2 separate regions of the Mus musculus genome follow, and region 1 is linked to region 2. Evidence: chromatin loops called from intact Hi-C (ENCODE). Cell type or tissue: heart. All regions are shown on one strand. Links, peaks and the distances in the headings refer to the core of each region. The heading gives the core; the rest is flanking DNA.

What was found. Hi-C counts contacts between places; a loop is a spot of excess contacts. Peaks named below come from ENCODE experiments on the same cell type or tissue, not always from the same donor. Only the 100,000 strongest peaks of a DNase experiment are listed, where the experiment ranks them.
Region 1: it touches region 2 in a loop (2.4-fold over the local background); 8 of 42 quality-filtered maps call a loop at or near these places.

What each region holds. Positions count from the first base shown.
Region 1 is chr11:75,710,886-75,719,217 of GRCm38, reverse strand. No RefSeq gene overlaps it. Among named protein-coding and RNA genes, the nearest start is that of Ywhae, 18 kb to the left of the region's middle. In heart, for the core only: a CTCF peak has its summit at 5,083 (motif pointing left); no DNase peak of the experiment used is centred there; H3K4me3 peaks cover 429 bases.
Region 2 is chr11:75,764,691-75,773,022 of GRCm38, reverse strand. Ywhae (tyrosine 3-monooxygenase/tryptophan 5-monooxygenase activation protein, epsilon polypeptide) reads right to left here. Exons shown (of 6, transcript NM_009536.4): 6 at 7,182-8,332. Doc2b (double C2, beta) reads left to right here. Exons shown (of 9, transcript NM_007873.3): 8 at 404-500; 9 at 955-4,753. The coding sequence ends at 1,091. Among named protein-coding and RNA genes, the nearest start is that of Gm12339, 27 kb to the left of the region's middle. In heart, for the core only: no CTCF peak of the experiment used is centred there; a DNase peak (open chromatin) is centred at 3,562; H3K4me3 peaks cover 612 bases; H3K27ac peaks cover 254 bases; H3K27me3 peaks cover 1,814 bases.

The DNA.
Region 1 (8,332 bases), core at 195-8,194, 54 kb after region 2:
TACTAATATATAGGGGGCTATGTAGTGAGACCCTGTCTTGCAACAATAAAAAAAAAAAATCACACTGCCTCCTAAACCACAATAAACAAATCAAACCAGTCCCCCCCCCCAAAAAAAAAAACCCAACACCACAAATGCTGGGATTACAGGATTGCATCACTATGCCCAGTTTATACAGGACAGGGGTCTCATCCAAGGTCTCTGGTGTGCTGGGCAAGCACTCAACTGTCTCAAGTACATTCACTGCCCAACAAACATTATGTTCATGGGAGGCTTACAGACTGTACTGGGGACTGAACCCAGAGCCTTGGGCCTGGCTCAGTAGCACTGAGCTGCATCCCCGCCCTCATTGAGGTACAGCTTACATCATACCATCCATTTACAATGTGCTTAGACACAAACTGGCGCACGGTTATAAGCTAATTTTAGATTATTTCTAATACGTGAGAGACCTTTGGTTTGGCTGGATATGGCAGCTCACGCATGTAATCTTAGTATTCAGGAGGTTGATGGAGCAAGGTTGCCAGGAGTTAACGGAAAACCTAGGCTACATATGTGAATATGTGGAAGTTTTATCTCTAAACATACTGCTGAAAATACGACTGGGGTGTTTGGGTGGTTAATTGGGTGCCTGCTGCCAAATAACATGAATTTGAGCCCCAGGACACACATGACAGGAGAGCTGACTTCAAACTTGTCCTTTGGTTCCATATGCATGTCATGGCACGCACGTCACACACACAGACACAAAACGAAGCAAAAGTTGAAAGAATATATCTAGTTATGGTGGCCCATACTTTTATTCCCAGAATATGGGAGGCAGTCAGAGGCAGATCTCTGAGTTTGAGACCAGCCTGGTCGGCATAGAAAATCCAAGGTACCCAGGCCCATGCAGTTAAACCCTGGCCATATAGACAGACAGACAGACACACAGATATTCTAAAAATAGAAAACTGCAGTGTAGAACATGCAGTGTAAACATGACCCTGTTTGGTCAGTGTTTGGCATATGCTCTAAGGAATCTAGCTAACACAGATATTTGTTGGTTTTGTTTTGTTTTTTGGTTTTTTTTTTTTTTTTTGGTTTTTGGTTTTTGGTTTTTGTTTTGTTTGGGTTTTTTTGGTTTTACAAGACAGGGTTTCTCTGTGTAGCCCTGTCTGTCCTGTAACTCACTCTGTAGACCAGGCTGGCCTCAAACTCTGAAATCTGCCTGTCTCTGCCTCCCAAGTGCTGGGAGTAAAGGCGTGTACCACCACTGTTCGGCAACACAGATCCTTGTATATTCATGTTTATTGCCACTCTACTCTTTAAGCAAGGAGGAATCAACCTAGGTGTCCATGAATAGATACATGGATGTGAAAATGTGGTACACCTGTACGATGGAATCTTATACAATCATGAAGAAAAATTAAATTTGAGCTGGAGCAGTGGCTCAGTGGCTTGGAAAATGCACTGCTCTTTCAGAGGAACTGAGTTCAGCTCCTAGCATCTCTGTCAGGCAGATCACAATTGCCTGTAACCTCAGCTCCAGGAGACCAAACACCCTTTTCTGACAATGTAGGCATCTACACACACATACACACATACACACACACGACACTCACTCACACTATACATACACACACACATTTAAAAAAATGAAGTTTACGGGAATATGCATGAAACCAGAAGTTATTGAAGTGACCCACACAGAGGAAGACATATACAGCATATTCTCTCTGTATATGTGGGATCCCAGCTTTTAATCTGAAGGCATACGTATTTATATGGAGGCAGGAGTTGGGAGAGATTATAAAACTGGAAGGGGGCCCATGGGAGGGGAGAGAGAGGCTCTGAGAAAGGAGGGCTGTGGTAGTTTGAATGAGGAACATCCCCCATAAGCTCACTGTTCAGAGAGATTCAGCTGAGGAAATATGTTGAACAAAAAAAGAACATGTAAAAGATAATACAATACTCAGGCTCTCTTACAACTAATTATGATTTCTTTCTTAAGGCAGCTGTTCTGGCTCTCCTCACTGCCACACGGCTTATAAACGCCATTCTTGGGCTTTTATGATTTATGTATTCATTTTATGTATATGAGTACACCATAGCTGTCTTCAGCCACATTACAGATGGTTGTGAGCCACCATGTGGTTGCTAGGAATAAAACTCAAGAATAGTCAGTGCTCAAGCAGGGCCTGGTGGCACACGCCTTTAATCCCAGAGGCGGATTTCTGAGTTCGAGGCCAGCCTGGTCTACAAAGTGAGTTCTAGGACAGCCAGGGCTACACAGAGAAACCCTGTCTCGGAAAACCAAAAAAAAAAAAAAAAAAAAAAAAAAAAAAAAAAAAAGAATAGTCAGTGCTCTTAATCACTGAGCCGTCTCTCTAGCCCACACCATTCATTTTTTGAACCCGGGTCTCACTGCTTAGCCCTTGAACTCCAGCCCTGGCTAAAGCAAGACTGCATTCAAACAAACAAACAACAACAAACAAAAACAATGAGCAAAACAGGTAATAGATGCCATTCCTTTTGTTGTGTTCTTTTTGCTATAACACATGACTCTTGATAGCATTTGGGCCCTGGCTCAAGTCAATTGTACCAATGCCCCTTGGCATTAACATGATCAAGCCCTTAGCTGTCACATAGATGGGATTCACTATAAAGTTGGGATCCCTAGAAAGTAGCATGTCCTGTTACTGAGCCACGGCCTTTAGGACCTACAACATCAAAGCATGCCAACATTAGAGATACTGCACATATGTTTGCCTGTGAATCCTGTGTCTATAGCATGAGGAGGCCGGAGGAGGCCATTAAGTCCCCTGTACCTGGAACTACAAGAGTTCTGAGCTGCTGTGTGTGTGCTGGGAATGGAAGCTAGGTCCTCTGCAAGAGCAGTCAGTGAGGTGAAACCACTTAGCCTCCTCTCCAACCCTGAATATTTTGAATATACTAAGTAATTTCTGTTGGGAGAAAACTTTTGTAAGACATTTCTATCCTTCCTTGCTTTTTTAAGGCATTTTCTGATTGGATTAATAGAAAGCAGAACAGCCAATAGGGAGACAGGAGGGGGTAGAAGAGACTTACATGGAGGAAGGAACTCTGGGAAGGACTCTGGGAAGGACTCAGATGTGTAGAGAATTCACCCACCAGGCATGGGGAAAGAACAGGTGTGGAGACTGAACACAAAGGAAAGACCTACTGTGGCCGAACATAGATTAGTAAAAATGGGTTAATAGGCGCCTCAGAGAAAAACGTTATAAATGGTGTCCAACGTGTGGGCACGTATATCCAAGGCTAGAGCCCGAGAAAAGTTCCAGACGGAACTTTTTCCGGCGGTAGAAATCCAAACTTAGGCATTGGGCAAGCCAGGCGTTAAAGAAGTGAAAGCGCCTGGGAAGGCGGGAGAACAGATGTGGCTTCCTAGCGACCCAGTCTCGCAGGCCAGTGCTCACAGTGTGGCTCCTTTAAGATGCCCCGCTGTGCAGCAAGTGGGCAGCCAAAGCAGGGTTAGGTTGCAAAAACTGCAGAGCAGGAGACAGTGTCCCTGGAACAAGCACTTCCCGGACAAAGGGCAGAGCCACAGTGTCTCTGGCTGGCTTAAGAATGCTCCCTGTGGGGCTGGAGAGATGGCTCAGTGGTTAAGAGCACCAACTGCTCTTCCAGAGGCCTTGAGTTCAAGTCTCAGCAACCACATGGTGGCTCACAACCATCTGTAATGGGATCTGATGCACTCTTCTGGTGTGTTTCTGAAGTCAGCTACGTGTAATCATAGAAATAACAATAAATAAAAAAAAAAAAAAAAAAAGAATGCTCTCTGTGAATGACTGCCCCTTCCGCGTCAGTAGTGGAGGCCGTAGGGCTAGACCCTTAAGGCTTGGCTCACGTGATCAGAGAATGGCTGCAGGTATGCAGAAAGTCAGGTCCAGACCAAGAATGCCTTTGAACAGGTACAGTATACTTGAAAATGTGCTTAGGTGCTGAAGAAAGAAGAAATTCGATGTAGTTTAAAAATAAAAAGTAGTTTAAAAATAAAAAGTAAAGTCTCCAAAGGAAGGTCAGAGAGCAATAGACATCTTTTGAAAGATGCATGGATGCCAGAGAAACTGAATATACAGTCATAGAATTGCTGAGTTTGAATATAAAAAGCAAAGTCTACGAAGGAAGAGAAAGAGAAACAAGTAAATAAAGATGTTTTGTACCCGGGCATGGTGGCGCGTGCCTTTGATCCCAGCACTTGGGAGGCAGAGGCAGGCGAATTTCTGAGTTCGAGGCCAGCCTGGTCTACAAAGTGAGTTCCAGGACAGCCAGGGATATACAGAGAAACCCTGTCTCGAGACAAACAAACAAAACAAAACAAAAACAAAATGGAAAACACGGGCTGGAGAGAGGTTCTGAGTTCAATTCCCAGCACCCATGTTGTGAACCACTATATATAATGGAATCCGATACCCTCTTTTGATGTGTCTGAAGACACCAACAGTATACTCACATATATAAAATAAAACTTAGCCAGGCAATGATGGTGCACGCCTTTAATCCCAGCACTTGGTAGACAGAGGCTGTCCTGGAACTCACTCTGTAGATCAGGCTCGAAAAACCAAAAATAAATAAATAAAATTTTAAAAAATTGAAAACACAATGAGAGAGGGCACCTGAACCCCATATAATTTTGTTTTGATTATAAGCATACAAATAATTGTATTCTGTAATGATCACAGTTCTTTTTATTATTAGTATGTATGTATGTATGTATGTATGTATGTATTTATTTGGTTTTTCTGGAGACAGGGTTTCTCTGTGTAGCCCTGGCTGTCCTGGAACTAACTCTGTAGACCAGGCTGGCCTCGAACTCAGAAATCCGCCTGCCTCTGCCTCCCGAGTGCTGGGATTAAAAGTGTGCACCACCACTCCCGGCTGATCACAGTTCTTTATAACCTCTCAGAAAATAAGAATAAGGCAGACTTAGATAAGGGAAGAACTGAGGAATAGATTACTAGATTAAAGGCCATGGAACAGAAATTATAGGCTTCTTTAAATCAGAGTAAAGCAGCTGATAAATCCAATCTAAAGCCTATGGTGCCACCTTGTGACAAGAATGCAGAATGGCAACCCATAGAGATGCAATATTCTGAAGTAAGAGTATAGATTATGTTTAATGATTCCAGCTTAGAGCAATGTCATCCAATAGCTTATATATTTCATTTTGTACAGTTTGTAGTCTTAAAGTATGTATATGTGTTACTACATCATACAATTGATTCCTATTCAGGATTTCAAGAGGCTTTTACCTAAAGCTCTAAAAAGGATGATTCTAAGATTGCACATTTATTAGAGTTGGTAGCTATCTTGTAGATTCCTTTGCAGATTGAAGCTGATGATGCCCTGGCATGTGTATCCATTAGAGTACAACAACTTTTTTAGACATAGTGGTTGTACTGGCTGGTTTTGTGTGTCTACTTGACATAGCTGGGGCTATCACAGAGAAAGGAGCTTCAGTTGGGGGGGGGATCTCCATGAGATCCAGCTGTGGGGCATTTTCTCAATTAGTGATCAAGGGGGGCCCTTGTGGGTGGTGCCATCCCTTGGCTGGAAGTCTTAGGTGCTACAAGAAAGCAAGCTGAACAAAGCAAGCCAGTAAGTAACATCCCTCCGTGGCCTCTGCATCAGCTCCTGCTTCCTGACCTGCTTGAGTTCCAGTCCTGACTTCCTTGGTGATGAACAGCAGTATGAAAGTGTAAGCTGAATAAACCCTTTCCTCCCCAACTTGCTTCTTGGTCATGATGTTTTGTCCAGGAATACAAACCCTGACTAAAGCCGGGCGTGGTGGCACACGCTTTAATCCCAGCGCTCAGGAGGCAGAGGCAGGCTCATTTCTGAGTTCGAGGCCAGCCTGGTCCACAAAGTGAGTTCCAGGACATCCAGGGCTATACAGAGAAACCCTGCCTCGAAAAAGAAAAAAAGAAAAAGAAGCCAGGCATGGTGGCACACGCCTTTAATCCCAGCACTTGAGAGGCAGAGGCAGGCGGATTTCTGAGTTCGAGGCCAGCCTGGTCTACAGGCTGGTCCAGGACAGCCAGGGCTATACAGAGAAACCCTGTCTCGAAAAACCAAAAAAAAAAAAAAAAAAGAAACCCTGACTAAGACAGTGGCTTAGAACATATTACAGATATATATTATAATCCTACTGGTGAGACAACTGTAAAAAAGTTCTAACTACAGCGTGAAGATGCTCATAGAACAAGAGCAGAATATGAGATCTACCAGAGACAGATTAAATAATACTTTATTGACTTCAAAAATTTTAAATGACAATGAGTCAGGTAGCACAGCTATTGAAAAAAACTCTGGATTTTAGAAAGAACTGTTGCGTTAAATCAGCCTATATATGTTATAACCTCAGACTGGGAAGTCAGGAAATGTGTTGCATTATGGGAGAGCTTATGCCTTTGTTTCAACAGAAAATGAAAAGCTGTGGACTCCTTCAAAATGAATAAAGATCAGATTAGACTGGGGTGGGAAGAGACCTCCTGAAAATCTTGACTGCAAACAGGAAGAAACCCAAAAGAATGAACAAGGGATGGATGGGGATGCTGCTCCCTCTGCACGGGGACAGCCCTGAGACTGCTGAGACGTGCAGGTCTATACAAGGCCAATAAACTTTCTTGGTGACAGTCATCAGGACTTGCATGCCATCCCTCCATATGGCATAGATGGAGATTTATATTAAAGTGTGGCTGTACAGACTTACAAAGTCTGATGCCTTTCATCTGAACCATCTTTAGCTGACTTGTGCACAAAGAACATTCCATACATGTGTTAATGCAGAGATGTATATTATCTAAAAGCTTCTGCTTTCAGAGCAAAAGGACGAGACACCAATGAAGACAAGTAGCTCAGGTGATCCAGCCTCACATGCTGTTTCCTCAAAAATTTACAGCCAGGGGCTGGTGAGATGGCTCAGTGGGTAAGAGCACCCGACTGCTCTTCCGAAGGTCTGGAGTTCAAATCCCAGCAACCACATGGTGGCTCACAACCATCTGTAACAAGATCTGACGCCCTCTTCTGGAGTGTCTGAAGACAGCTACAGTGTACTTACATATAATAAATAAATAAGTCTTTAAAAAAAAAAATTTACAGCCAGGAAAACCTCAAAATGGCTAGTTAAGATGGTCCAGCCTCACACACTGTCCAGCCAGGACTTCAGTTAAGCCCTCCCTGAAAGTCTTCATCACAAGAGACTGGACAGCAAATGATACAGCTTGCTTTCCCAGGATTGGGCATTATCCCAATTTTCATAGGATTCCCAAAAGATACCACTGACAGTAGTAAGCAGGCTTAAGAGAATGAAGTCCCCATTCCCAAGAGGTGGGGTGGGTGGTTATGGGTTGTTGGTTGAGTTGCTGATGTCGTTTGGGGAGGTTGGTCATAAGTTGTTAATGATCTTGGCTAGGGAGGAAACAAAGTAAAGGAGATCTGTCTCAGGCATCACTTTTTCTTTTCCTTTCCTCTATCCTTCTTTTTCTCCTATCCAGTGTTGGGGAAGAGAGGATGATAAGGAAAGTGTGTGTGTGTGGTGGGGGGTATGGGGATGGTGCGATGAAAGGGTAGATTATTCAATCTACTTTTAAAAAAGGATTTACTATGCCGGACTGTGGTGGCACACGCCTTTAATCCCAGCACTTGGGAGGCAGAGGCAGGTGGATTTCTGAGTTTGAGGCCAGCCTGGTCTACAAAGTGAGTTCCAGGACAGCCAGGGCCATACAGAGAAACCCTGTCTCGAAAATCAAACAAACAAAAAAAGATTTACTTATGTAATTGAGTACACTGTAGCTGTATTCAGACACACCAGAAGAGTGCATCAGATCCCATTACAGATGGTTGTGAGCCACCAAGTGGTTGCTGGGAATTGAACTCAGGACCTCTGGAAGAGCAGTCAGTGCTCTTAATCACTGAGCCATCTCTCCAGTTCTATTCAGTCTACTTTTAGACTAAAAAACAACTACTAGACTCAAATAGTTTACATTGGTATGGATTTTTGTACGATAGATTTTTTTTTTTTTTTTTTTTTTTTTTTTTTTTTTGTTTTTCGAGACAGGGTTTCTCTGTGTAGTCCTGGCATGCGCCACCACGCCCGGCTCTATGATAGAAATTTAAGGTTAGTTTTGGTACAACATATTACATGTTTCACCTTTTGTTTTAAGGTATTGTACCTATGTAACTATCTAAAATGTAAAGCTCTAGTTCTTTTGAACACTACTATTACAAACTGTTTAGGATAATTAAGAATTGCAAGATAGTAGTCAGTCAAACTCGTGGTCATGTTATGTACAGGTTTAGTTTATTACAA
Region 2 (8,332 bases), core at 160-8,159:
AGTGGGTGCCCAGGTCCTCAGAGCAGAGGGTGGGTCACAGACCTGGGGGGTCTTCCACTGAATAAGTTGGAAGAAGAGCAGAACGCCTGGGGCCTGATTCACGGCCATGGATTCACAGGCAGAGGTGACAGCAGGTGCTTGGGAAGCAAGGCCAGCCCCAGAGGATGGCAAAGACTCTTCACTAAGACAGTTCATCGCAGCCAGGGTCTCTGCAGCATCTGGGAGCAGCTTGAGGGAGACAGAAGGGCACGAGGGTGGAGGCAGGGGCCTGCTCAGCCTCCCTTTGGGAAGAAGTGGGCAGCTTGGTTAGAGTGACCCCCACATTGACCACCTTGAGGCTTGAGCACATGACAGACCTCTCAGCCAAGTGGCCTTGGCTTTAACACCCTCTTCTGGCCAGCAGGAATTCTGTTACGAGATCAAGCATGGAGACCTGGCCAAAAAGACTCTGGAGGTCACTGTCTGGGATTATGACATTGGAAAATCCAATGATTTCATCGGTAAGGTACATGAAGGGAAGGCCACTTAGCTGTGTGCCTGTCCAAGAACCACTTTACCCCTAGTGAATGGGATCTCAGGCACTCTCCAAACTATAATCATGTGACAGAAGAGAGGCCCAGGGAGGGGAGACCTCACAGCATCTGTGGTGACATAGAATGATGGTCAACTCCCGAGTGGGTCAGCACTCAGAGCCCATGGGACCACAAGTTTCTGTGGGCATGACATTGGTACACAATGGGCCACTGTAGCCCTTCCTCCCCCTTTTCACTCCCTACTATGTACCATTGAACCCTGCCCCACACTGTTCTGGTCCCTGGTAGAGGAGAAACATGACATCAAACACTGGGTCAAGTGGGAAGGGTGTGGCTGGAAGCTAGGGGCTGTCCACACACAAATGGGTCTGGACGCTGGGGGCACTGAAATCCCTAGCTGCCCCTCTGATCTCTTCCGCAGGTGGTGTGGTTCTGGGCATCAACGCCAAGGGCGAGCGCCTGAAGCACTGGTTTGACTGCTTGAAGAACAAGGACAAGAGGATTGAGCGTTGGCACACGCTCACCAATGAGCTCCCAGGGGCTGTACTCAGCGACTGACTGTCCCATCTGCTGCCACCCACCCTTGCCACCCGGCCCACACAGGTCCAACCCTGGGCTTTCTCAGCTGCCGCCAAGGGCAAGATCCAAGTTGTCTGCTCGGACATAGACAGTGCAGCCCCTGCTAGGAGGCCAAGAGCACCCAGCCTCCCTCAGAGGGACAGGAAAACACAACATGATACCTGTTCCAGCTCCCTGGGCATCCAAGCTGGCCAGAGCTGGGGGAATCCTCAGCCTCAGCTCCATCCAGAGGAAGGGCTATCTACAGTGAGGACCTATTGGAGGTGAGGGGTGGAGCCCTGCTGCAAGCCCAGAAATGGGGGTACTCTGGCTGCCTGGAGACTACAGGGAGGACAATGGGCAGGCAGAGCCCAGGACTCCAGGACAGACAATGTAGCCAGCCAGAGCTTCCAACTTGCTTGTGCATTGATGGGCAGATAGACTCCGTGAGCCTCTGGGACGGGGATTCCCACTCTAGCAGGGCATCTGGGTGCACATATTGCTACAAAGGGGTGCAGCATACCAGAACCAGCCAGTTGTCTGCAGGGGCTGTGGGTACTGCTGACTGCTGAAGGGTGGAGGGCAAGGAAGGCATCCCATGAGAGTCAGGGCTCAGCACAGTCTTGAAAACCCAGCTGTGGCTTGAAAGCTAGGAGAAAACCAAATACAGAAAAGAGGAGGCCTGAAAGAGGGTACCAGGGGACAGGGAGCCATGGGGGCCTAGGGTTGCGCTAGGGCAGCATTGGGCTTTTAGGCAGGAGCTAGGCTTAGGGATGTGTACAAGCACTTGGGAAACAATGTTCAAACCCAAGCTCTCCCATTTGATCTTGCTCCCAAGGGGTCTCAATGCACACTGCTCCTGTTCTCAGCGTAAATTCCCAGTCAGCTTCAGGGGAATGAGAAAGGGATCCTACTAATGTGGAAAGAAGCAAGCATCCCTCCTGCCCACCTGTCCCTCCCTTCTTCATCCCCTCAGCTCAAGCTGGTGTTAGGTCCTTCACGGCTACCTATGGCATCCTGGCCCTATCAAGACAGTCAGGACCAGCAGTGGAAAATAGAAAGCCTTGTTTGGGGGAAGGTGGAGGGATGGGGGTTCTGCCCTCAGGAGCTGAGAACTCTGGCCTCAGTTTCTAGGAAAGGGTAGGACACTGGTCAGTCTTGAAGCTCCCAACTGCCTCCTGCCAACTGGGATTCAGGAGCACAGGGGGAACAGGGAACCAAGGAGTTCCACCATCATCTCAGAGCCCCATTTTCCTCAATCCATCACTGAGTGATAAGACACTGGGGTCCTGCCCTAAGCCTAGAACCCTCCTACAGCTGAAATAAGAACTCGGGGTCCCAGAACATGATTCCAATCCACAGTGCTCACCAGCCTTCCCTAGTTGGCAGGGAAAATAGGTCTCTAGCTCTCCACAGCACCAAGCCACCTGTTGCTTGTAAGAGACTGGGTTTCCCTCTTTAAAAGGTGTCGCCTGTTACTGAATTGGCAAACGCCTTCTTATTGAATCTTCACCATCCTGTGTGGTGGGAGGCATGGTCAACCCATTTTATAAATGAGATGGCTCCAGAGTTGTTGATAAACTTCCAGGGCCACCACGGTGTGAAGGGCTGAAGCAAAAACTCCAAGCCTTTTGACTATCTGAGGACAAGGACTCTCAGGTCCCTCTCTCCGGAGTTAATGGGGCTTAGTGAGGTCTCTTACAGAGAAGTCTTGTTATTGTCAGCCACCTCACCCTCTAGCTGGCTTTGAAATCATTTGTGCCATTTAGGATTTGCCAAAGGCTACAGCCAAGCCCTGGAACTCAGCTGTCCCACCCCCAGCCTGAGGTCAAGGAACTTGGGGGACCGGCCTGATGTTTTCCCCATACAGCTAGAAACAGGAGCAGATATTTAAGTGCACCTGGTTGAGCTCTGAGTAACTCAGATTTTGCCTTTTGGGGTGCTTTGTTCAGAGAGGAGTTTAGAAACCCCCCGACGATACAGAAATGTTTATTATACCTAAATGTTTATTATACCTGAGGTGACTGAAGCTCATCAAAAGAACAGGTGGCTCAGGTGGACAAGAAACCTGGATCCCTGTTGCACCAGGCAGTAAGTGGGTTTGGGACTCAATGATGATCCTTGCCAATCCCAGGGACAGGCAGGGTGGGAAGCAGGGCTTCTAGCCACCTAAAAAGTGATGGCCACTAAAAAGTGATGGAACTTTCCCGGATCCTGGAACGTTTCTAAATCCCCAGTACATTACATCTCTACTAAAGGGAAAAGGTCCTTTGAGAAGTTTCAGAATCAGTTCAGTCTTTCATTCCAAACGAGTATCTTCCTTCTGGCTCATCAGCGTTGCAAAGAGGAAATTTGATACCAAAAACAAAGGTCATTCCAAAGTACTGTCAGTAACCAGGGCCTCTCTTGATGCCCATCATCCACCTCGCGTCCTGGTCTCTGCCCCGCCCTCCACCACCGTTAGCCAATCCCTGAACAGTCCCGTCTTCCAACCCAGAGTCAGTGACCTCCTGACCTCTAGTGGCAAAAATGAGGAACTGCACCTCCGTGGCCCGCCCGCCCGCCCGCCCGCCCGCCGAGCTCGGGCCAAGCGTCCTGCCCTCCGTCCTTCTCCAGCCAAGTGAATCTCCCGATGCATGGACTCTGGCTGTCCTCGACACGGACTCGTGCACTGCTTACAGTTTTGCTGCCACGTGACGACTGCAGAATACATCCTCAAACTGCAGCGCCACGAAACAATTTTTGTAATCTTGTCTGACCTTCCCAAAGGTGTCCTTTTTAAGTCTTATTTGTTAATATTTATAACGATATATAATCAAAGTAAATGAGAACGTCGTACTGAGGTCGCACTAGCTTGGGAAACTCCTTGGAAGATCTGGGGGGAACAAGCGAAAGACAACTGGGGCTTATATGTGGCGTTTACTTTTGTTTTTTGAAATGCATTTGTAAACCAGTCTAGCATCCAACTTGTGATGATCCTCCTGCCTCTCATTTACAACTCTCCATTTGAAACAGGCTCCTAGGTTACTTATGGAAAAACAGGCTCAGAAGTTTGAATATGTGAGGCTGATCAGATGCACCTGCCACACAAGCCTCAGGATTAAGCGTGATCCCTGGAAGACAAAAAGGCAAGACTTTCTGGTGTGGCCCACACCTTTATAATCCCAGCACTTGGGAGACAGAGGCAGACCGAGGCCAGCCTGGTCTACATACCCAGTTCCAGGACAGCCAACAAACAAAAAATTCAGGATATGCAGGTGGTGGAGGCCAAGGCCATAAGTTCCAGCACTCAAGAGACAGGCAGATCTGAGTTTGAAACCAGCCTGGTCTACAAGTTGAACAGCCAAGGCTACGCAAACCATTTCAAACACACACCCACACACACCCAAATCAGGATGTGATGTGACATTAATAATCCCAGCAATCCCAGGGACCATATGGGAAGTGGGGATTGGGGAGTTGCCCAGAGCCTTCCTGCCAACTAACCTAGAATAAACACCCAAAAATAAGATCGTCCCTGTATCAAGCTTTAAGGTGTAAAGTTATCCTCTGACCTCCACACAATTGAACCAGCTTGCACGCTCAGTATCTCAACCTCCCTCTATTTCCCTCCCTGTCCCTCACTTATACACACAATAAAATGTTAAAATAATGAGTTAAAATGCTTGTACAGGATTAGTGCTGACCTGGGGCAGATTTCTCCACGGACAGACATGAGTTAGAGGAGGCCAGAGAGGGCACTGGGATGGAATACTTGAGGTTATGTTCTAGGTGGAGGGAACAGATGTGGCCTCTTGGAACAGGGGCAGGCTTGGTATGGTCAAGAACCTCAAGGAGCCCAGTGTGGCTAAGTGGGATGGGCAAGGAATGAAAGCCGAGTACTGACAAAACACCAGGGCACATAAAATATTTCAAATGTAAATTTATTTTTTACTGAACCCAAATGTTCTGGGGATGCTACTAAATCAGCCCACACTTCAGGGGACAGGGACTCCTTGCAATGGAGTACCAACTGTCCTTGCAAGGGCTAATCACCTTCACAGCCTTTCCTGCTTTTAGCAGCTCTAAAACTCTGAAAAGCCCCCTCTTGACTTTAGCAGATTTCTCCATGACCTCATGGTTACAGGCGGGCCTTCGACTCTTGATCCGTACTTCCTGAAGCTCTAGACAGGTTGGGTTTTTTTTGTTGTTGTTTTGTTTTTTCAGTATCAAATTTACTTGGATATGCTCATGAAGCACTGGGTGGAGATGTGTTGCAGTTTAGAGAACTATTGTTCTTACACAAGACCTGACTTCTGTTTAACTACATGGCAGCTCACAACTGCCTGTAACTTCAGTCCGAAGGGATCAGATTCTTCAGGGAGGAACACTTGCTTACATACCTGTTGCACAGACATAGTAACACGCAGGAAAAACACTTAATACTCTGCACTTGGAAGACAGAGGCAGGCAGACCTCCGAGGCTGAGGCCAGCCAACTGGCCTCAGATCAGCCAGGGCTAAGAAGAAAAACCCTGTCTCCGGAAAACAAAAACAAGAGTCATTGTTTATTACTTAGGTTTGCTGGCTACACAGAAGTCCATTCTGGAGAAGCCAACTTTGTGACAGTGACACCTGTATGGCCAGGCTTAGAGTAAAAGCTCAGTTGGTACAACACTTCTCAGTAAATAGGCTCCAGGTTTTGTCCTCAAGGACACACCTGTCCTCCCAGCACCCGGGAGATGGAGGAACTTGAAAGCCCTCCTGGGCTGAATTCCCAGGCCAGCCTGAGTAATATGAGACCCAACCTCACAACAAATCAGAATTAGGTATTACTTCACAGTAAGGATGAACTCAGCATCAGGCTCTAAGGCTGGATGGCCAAAGGGTTTTTTTGTTTTTAAATATTTCTAATTCATTGTTTTTGCTTTTTTAAGACAGGGTTTGTATGTGTAGCCCTGTCTGTCCTGGAACTCATATGCTGACCTGGCTGACCTTGAACTCACCTGCATGTCAGAATTTCTTGTTTTGGGTTTTTTTAGCTTCACTATTTAAAAAAAATTTTTTTGCCTGAATATATACTCGTGTTTGCTGGTACTTGTGGAGGCCAGGTGTCAACTCTGCTAGAACTGGAGTTACAGGCAATGGGGAACGTCTCAACTGAGTTCTGGGAACAAGTCCACTGTAGTGTGCTCTTACTCACTGGACCATTATCCCTTCCAGCCCTACGTCCACTACCTGGATCAAGTCCACCAATCAGCTAGTGTTTGGTACAGTAACACTATGAATAACTGCGTTTCCCGAGTGGCTTTCCAAATGGTCAATGTCTTATGAGTCTGATATTGGCCTTAACTATCTGGAAACTTTATGTTAGATATAAAGCACTCAATCATCGGAAACCCCTTTATGACACTGAAGGCAACTGTCTTCTATCAATCTGATGAGAAAGGAATTCACAAAAAGCATTATTTCACATGGTAGCCTGTGCTAGAGATAAAACTAGAGTCTGGCCATGTGCATGCCTCTGATCCTAGCAGCTTGGAAAGCTGAGGCAGGATAGCGCCTCAGTTAGCTAGCCTGTGTGACTGGACCTTGCATAACAATCATGGCCTACCCCAGATTACAGCAGTGTGGTACTTTTAGAAAAAGTCAACTGCTAACTGCTTTCTAATAGACATCTCCAACCCCAGCATTGCAAAAGGAATGTTTTCTGACTCGGGATATTTACAAATACACCATGCTATTCTACCCACAAACACCTCAGCACCCACCAGTATCTTATTTACTGCAGCACCTTCATTAGCAGCAAGACTGGATGTGCCTTATGAGTTGTTCTGAGGAACTCGGGCGTTTACCTGCTCAAGGAGACAGAAGTACCCACTCACACTACCACATGACCTGCTTCTGAAGAAATTAGGCACATGGTGTAGCTGTTTCTGTTAACGGGGGATATTGACAAGGGATTCAACCAATACTGTTCTTGCCGCTGACTTATACAGTGAGAAGTGTAATTCTACTTCTAATAATCAAGGATTATTTCGACACACTGAGCCTTATCTAATTGCAGAAGTCAAAATTACACATTAGAAAATGATCCATAGTTACACCTGTGTTAAATGACTGTTGTACTTTAATGATAAATTTAAACATAAATATTGTGTTGCTAACTGGTTTGAAAGACAGGACAATTACTGACTTAGTTGTTCAACACCAGATTACAAGCAATCCTCCCTTCCCCCCAAATACACATCATTGGAAAACAAATGATTTATGGGATAAAATGGGGGATATTTCACATTCAGACAAACAATACTGTCAAATATGTCTGGACTAGAGATTTTATTTTAGAAGTATAAAGGATGGAGGCATGATATATTTGGCATTTTTAATTTAGGTTTGTTTTATTTAAGTTTAATGTTAATTCCATGCTGTGTTTCAGTAAGAACAATACAGATCTGTACCTGCGGCTCCAGTCAGATATCCAGTAGTACAAATTAGCTTCAAGTTACACGTACTGAACAAAAGAGGTTGAGCGAGCGAAGGAGGGGAGGAGGGAGGCCGAGGAGGAGGGAGGAGGAACAGAGTTGAACACGCATGCAGGCTTCCATACCACCTTCAATGCTAACCTGCTTCAGAGGGGGAGGAGTCGGCAAGAATGAGCAGCCACGGATTGTTGAACTGTTACCAGCACCATGCTTTTCAGCAACACTTCAGCAGAGTTCCAAACACAGTTTACAGCAAAACCATTACAACAAACTCCCCCAAAACACCTCAAGCTAACACCCAATTTAAGTTTAAACATTGGTATAAAATTCAATTTAACAATTAAAAAAAGGAAAAATGACAGCGCATATGCCTCTATTGTGTGATTAATCTTTCTTAGATGCATCACCTAGAAGTCTAATGGCTTTCAAATGTCATTTCCATTTCTAATGATGATCTTGCCAGTGTGGCCGGAGACAATACAGTAATGCTGAAAAAGCCTCTATGCAGTCCTGTTAGTGTCGTAAAGAACCTAAAGCTGGGACCAGTAAAATCCACAGAAATTCACTCTTGCCTTAAGAACTTCTGAAAACTGTTTGTTTGTTTGTTTGTTTTAAAAAAGGGGAGGGGAGAAAAAAAAAAAAGAAAAAGAAAGAAAAACAACAGGGCAGGAACCTAAATTCTGAGACCAAATGTGAAAGTCAAATTTGGTGGTTCTCAGTGACAATGGGGAACTTCCAAGGGGAGGGGGGGAAGGGGTAGTCAGAGATGGTTTCTCTT